Linked DNA regions of Homo sapiens: region 1 is linked to region 2. Evidence: chromatin contacts called from ENCODE Hi-C or POLR2A ChIA-PET data. All regions are on one chromosome and are shown on one strand. Each heading gives the region's core, a stretch centred on a gene start or an enhancer-like site at or near the end of the contact. The rest is flanking DNA. Distances are from core to core; before and after follow the strand shown.

Region 1 (2,700 bases), core at 39-2,538, 300 kb before region 2:
TCTTCCCCATTCAGGGTTATGCATAACTCAGCAGTACACTGATACTGAGAGGAGACAATAAAAGCATAACGGGATGGGTTATTAAACAGGAAGCTTCTCCAGAAAGAAGTGAGTTTTGTTCAGGGTTGTGGAGGAGATCTAGGCATGATGGTGAACAGGAAAGAAGAGAACTCTGCCTTGTGATGAGGTCAAGATACTCTAAAGCTGACTTTGAAACTGAAACTTACAGGGAGTATACAGAAAGTTTCTGAAGAGAAAGCAGAAATCTGAAAATAATCATATCCTGATAAAATGACAGAGCAACCACCAAATATATTTTACCTCACATCTGTTTATTAAAACAGATGATTCAACATGCATTTTTCTTAATATCTACTGTGTGCATGGCATGATGTTAAGTGATGAATAAGACCTAGTCCCTGACCTCAAGGAGCTCAGATTCTACTTTGCAGGAAGGAGGAAAGAACTAATGTTTTATTGCACTAAGAATCAGGCATTCTGCTGGAGGAAATAGGTAAGAGAGTGGGTCACAATGCAGCATTGACCCACAGTAAGAGGTAAGTGTCATTTAAGAATTTTGTATAGATGGCTTCAGGGGAATATATGAGGGAAAGTATTTAGTTTCTGGGGACTGAGGGCTGGTCAAAGGATTGGAGAAGGGCCCAATTTGAACTGGCATGGGGAGTCAAGGGCAAAAAGAGGTAGAGAGCTATAGGATTGGAGTTCTCACAGTCTTTGGATCACAGGGGGATAGGAGAGGTGCCATTTTTTTTCTCTATAGAACCAAGGAAATAGGGAAACGTCCATGGGAAGAGAAAGGAAAAATAATTTGGCAGAGAACCAAGCTATTTTCCCATCATATGTTTTCTGTAAAAGACTTCTTAGGAGCTAAGACAGTGTTTTTCTGCTTTCATTCTCTTTAATGCCTAGAATTCTGCCATAAAAGGCTATTTATATATCTTACTTTTTAGTTCCTAGGAGCGCAAGAGATGCTACTATTGGGAATTTCTAAAATATTCAGAGGATGGAAATACCAGCTGGCACCAATGCTGAGATATACAGGCACCATCCATAGAGACCCAGTGAAATTCTGAGCCCCAAATGGCAATCCCTCCCAGGCTCTCCCAGAGCCATCTCACTTTTTCTTTTATCCCCTGCCTGGAAGGCTACACTGTGGGTGGGAATAAAAATCCACTCTCCTGTTGCATCTAGGCAGCTGCCAGCAGTCTGTTTGCCTTGTTCTTTGCTGGCAAATCATTAAACAGTCCCCCCAAAGCAGGCCTCTTCCCTAGGGCCACCGCATGGACAAAGATTCAGAGCTGTGGTCAAAGGGCTGTCAGCAGTCAGGCTGGAGCCCTTGGGCTATCTCCAACACAAGCCCTTCCTGGCTGTTGCCTCTTCTGAACAGAAGCCTTCTTGGCCTAATGTCAACCCCCCAATGGCTTCTGAGGAGAGACTCTGGGCATCTGAGTTGGCTGGTGGCTTGAATAATTTTGTCCTTTTCCTCCTGATGTTATTTCTGAGTACAACTACCCCTATGATCCTTTATTGTTTTCTTTATTGAACCCCAGACCCATCCTCCATAATTTTGCCACTTTGCAATGTAAATACAATATTGTGTGTTACTGCCCAGGATCTGGGGACTGGGACTAGCCGAGCAAGCTTCATAGCTTCATTCCATCCCCACTTGCATTGTGCCAATGCAAATCTGAGCATAGAAGATTTCATTGAGCCAGCCCATTTGGAGACAGTATCTGCCCTCAAAGGGCTTCTAAGCCCCAGGGCAAGCCAGTTGTGGAAGACAGCAGTATGGAGCAGAGTTTGCAGGACACCTTGAAATCCCTACAGCCTCTGAGCAGGAGACTAAGCCTGAAAGACCTGGACTATGTGTGAAGTAACCATGTTAATGAAGCTATTTCGCACTCTTGCACTGCAATCACCAAACTTAGCAATGCTCAAGTAGCTCTGCCGGTAGTCCAGATGGGCCTCTGGCGTATTTAAATAAATGATCTGGTTTCCTTAAGTTTCATTTCTTTGGTGTTTTTCACAGGGACTGTCTGGCTTTAGTCTTTGGCCTTTTAAGCATTGAAATCTTAAATAATTACTCAAAAATAAACACTTATCTGATTCTAGTAGGTTTTCAGATTCCTGCCATCTCTGGTGTGAGCTTGGCTGGAACAGGAACAGCAAAATCAAATAATAAAGCAAACTGTGTCAAGGCTGTTTGCAAGTAGCACATTGGGTTAGGTGTGAGAGTTCAGTTAACTACTTTGTTGTGGCAAGAGTTAAGACCATGCCTCAGAAGGGCCCTAGACAAAGCCTCTATAGACCTTATCCTGGGCCTGTGGGAATTAGATATTACCCCTAGCAATACTTGCCATCTGTGTCAAGACCTCGGCCTTTCTGCAGAGGACTTCTTTGGATAAGACCTAGCTAAACAAGGGGGCTCAGTGGTACTCCTTATAAGATGGAGGTCAGTGAGGGTGACAAAGATCTTTCCTGGGACAGTGGTCAGAACTCAGCTGACTTCCCAGAACTAATTAGTATGATTTTTGGATGGTTGAGCCCTGAGTTCCTCACCTGGTGGAGAAAAGGAGTCCAGAACACATGACTGGGTTATCTTTTAAGGTCTTGATCTTCACAGGCCTCAGAACTTGGTATTCTATTTCATGGCCTTGCTTCTAAAGATCCCTGATGTAA
Region 2 (2,708 bases), core at 43-2,542:
TACAGTAATTAAAAGCCACCTTACTCTCCAGGAAAGAGCCTGCGGTTACATAATATTGGTCTTACGACTACAATGGCCCCCCAGGCATCTGAGAGAGGTGAAGCCCAACCCCTACCACCCCTGTCCAAGGTGCCGGTAAGCAAAGCACAGGAAGGTGTCCAGCCTAGCCCCTCCCTCCTTGGGAAAAAGCAAGGGACCTGGGCCTCCAGATAGGAGGAAGATGGCCAGAGGGCCCCAGGCCAGCAGCCTCAGTCACGAGCCAAGGCTCCTGTGAAAAGCACAAAGGGCACCCCAGGACAGCTCCCATCCTCTATTCCTGGTTTTGCAACCAAAAAAAAAGGCTAAATCTCCGAATGACACGGACCACCATCCCCACCCGCCAATACACACACACTTCTACTTCCCTCTTCGGGCTCTCCAAGTGGGCCGTATCCCTCCACTATCCCATCCTCCAGAGCGCTGCGGTCCCGAAGGGCAGCACCTGGGGAACGAGGAAGCATCCTCCTTCCCCCCGACCTCCCGCCCGCGCCGCCGGCCAGGTCCGCAGGCCCCGGCCGGTCGGCCGCCCTCCCCCACCCGGCCTGGAACAGCGCCGGAGTGACTGGGCGTCCTCGCTGCAGGAAGGACGCCCCAGAGGGTGGCGGTGGCGGCAGGAGGAGCCGCGTCACGCCCGAGCCCTCTCCACCCCCTCTTCCCCGGCCCCTGACATCAGGGGCCTCCACGCAGCGCAGAGAGACTCCCGGGGGCGGGGGCAGCGGCAGCTCCGCAGCCCGGGCCTCCAGCAGCGCCACGAGGGTGGCCGGGGCAAAGGGTGGCGCAGCCCGGGCTGCGCCGAGAGGGAGGGGCGGCGGGGGCGCGCTGCGCTGCCCGGACCGTCAACGCCAAGGGCTGCGGGGCCAGCCCTGTTCCAGGCCTTGGGGCCGGCTAAGGAGGCCGCAGGGCCACCGCGGCGAGGGCCGGGTCGTGTAGAGTCGCACGCGACGGACACAGGCCCGCCACCCGGGGGACGCCCCCACCCACCGCTCACCTTCACGGAGGCGAGTCCGCACTGGGCCCTGGGGAGGAGCGATGGCCCGAGGCAGAGCACAGGCAGGGGCGGTGTTCCCTGGGCTCCTCCTGCAGCTGCAGCAGCCGCCGCCGCCGCGGTCTCCGGCTCCCGCAGCCCGAGGCCGATCGCTCCCTGCCGCGGTCCGCCCTTGGAGTTTCGCCGGCCGCCCGCGCTCCGCCTCACGCCGCCCGCCCGCCCGCCCGCTCCGCACTGGCGCCTCACAGCTCCGCTCCGCTCTGCCGCTGAGCGCGGCCGACGCGCGGCCCCCGCTGAAATAGTGCCCCGCCCCCGCCCCCCCGCCGCGCGCGCCGCCGTCCGCGCTCCCCATTGGCTGAGCCCGCCCGGCCCCGCACTGCGGGCTTCTCCCCGCGCCGCTCTCGCCCCACATCTTGTTTCCTCCCACAATGCCTCGGGGCGGAGGGAGGGGGTGGGGAGGAGGAGCTGGAGCGGGTGGGGGAGGGAGCCGTGGCCTTAAGAAAGGAGAGGAATGCGGACCCCTCCCCCCGGGGCTGGAGAGGCCAGGCCTGAAAAGGAATAAAGAGACATGGTCCTGAGAGAGGAGGAGAGGGAAGGGTGTGGAGACCCCCAGTCCCAAGGAGAAAAAAGGGAGAGGGGGATGGAGATTTCAGACCCAGGGAACAGATGGGGCTGAGGTAGAGACCCCAACCTTAGAGAGGGGAGGAGATGAAGTCACCAGCCTCAGAGGAAAAGACAGGACACTCCCTCCTCCCGTATCTGTGAGAAAGAGAGGGACAGCCAGCCCTATGGAGAGGGAGAGGCATAGGAGCCCCAGGACTCCCTCCCCTCACCTTCCGGGAAGGTCCCTTCTTCCTCCTTTGTTCTTTGAGGCTGAAGGACCTAAACTCCCAGCTGGGCCCCCAGCCGGTATTTGTCTACAGGAGCAATGGAGACAGAGCCGAAGCAAAATTGATGGGGATGTGTCTTTGGTACGCAGGCCTCTGCTGTCCTTGCACATTTATGGCCTTGGGGTCCTGGGATGGGGGTGAGAGTGAGCGATTTCTTGTCGTCTGTCCCTGCCTGTCCAGGTAGACAAGGTTGGAGGAGAGTGAATAGAAGCCCCCAGAGGTGGTGCCTGTCAGAGCTGTGAGGAGCCTTCAAAAACCACCCATCCACACCCCTCACTTTATAAAGGAGAGAATCCAAGTACAGAGAGCCCTGCCAGATCCCGCAGGTCAGGCTTGACTTGCTTCTAGCTGAAAAGAGGTGCACCCAGGAAGCAGCCCCTCTGGAGGCTCAAGAGACTACTTCTGGGAGAGTGGGTGTGAACGTGCGCGTTGGGAGCCTGCCTGCCCTCACTCCATCCCACTCCCAGGAAAGATCCTCAGGCCTGCGGTTTTCTTTCTGGTCTGTTTTATACAGAAGTGTCTACCTCAAGGGCTGACGAGCCTTTATTGGGAACCAAGCATTTTGGCCATACAGTAGGGATTAAGAAGCTGCCGGGGATAGCTCCCACTCCCATCTTTTCCCCTTCGCCTCTCCAAACCATGGTCAGGAAGTCAGACTTGCCCTGGCCCTGGCCTGCTCTGGTTTGAAGCATCAAAAGTTAGTGTTCGTTATGTGTCAGGGGAAACCTGGAAAAATCATTCCCTCTGGTTACTGCTTTCCACAGTTCTGTCCTCTAACAACCTCAGTTGGGGGA

What was found. A loop is a pair of places that touch in the nucleus more often than their neighbours do. ChIA-PET counts read pairs that join two places held with the same protein, here RNA polymerase II (POLR2A). Pooled maps may share reads with other maps.
Region 1: a pooled map shows a loop between it and region 2 (2.4-fold over the local background). The contact joins the enhancer-like site here to the promoter of DYNLL2 in region 2. A Hi-C loop is called at or near these places in 1 of 50 pooled maps. POLR2A ChIA-PET finds 5 or more read pairs at or near these places in 2 of 52 experiments (WTC11 and activated CD4-positive, alpha-beta T cell).

Annotation. Positions count from the first base shown.
Region 1 is chr17:58,379,984-58,382,683 of GRCh38, reverse strand. The region is part of intron 2 of RNF43 (ring finger protein 43); the gene reads left to right. Among named protein-coding and RNA genes, the nearest start is that of SUPT4H1, 29 kb to the right of the region's middle. RefSeq lists an enhancer at 249-378. Within about 2 kb of position 1,288, at least 7 of the 41 ENCODE cell types and tissues checked have a DNase peak (open chromatin) inside an H3K27ac peak, as active enhancers do.
Region 2 is chr17:58,082,003-58,084,710 of GRCh38, reverse strand. It overlaps DYNLL2 (dynein light chain LC8-type 2), which reads right to left and starts at 1,292. Exons shown (of 3, transcript NM_080677.3): 1 at 1,028-1,292. DYNLL2-DT (DYNLL2 divergent transcript) reads left to right here and starts at 1,507. Exons shown (of 3, transcript NR_110809.1): 1 at 1,507-1,995; 2 at 2,095-2,708. RefSeq lists silencers at 503-632, 673-1,092, 1,133-1,192, 1,203-1,552 and an enhancer at 1,269-1,563.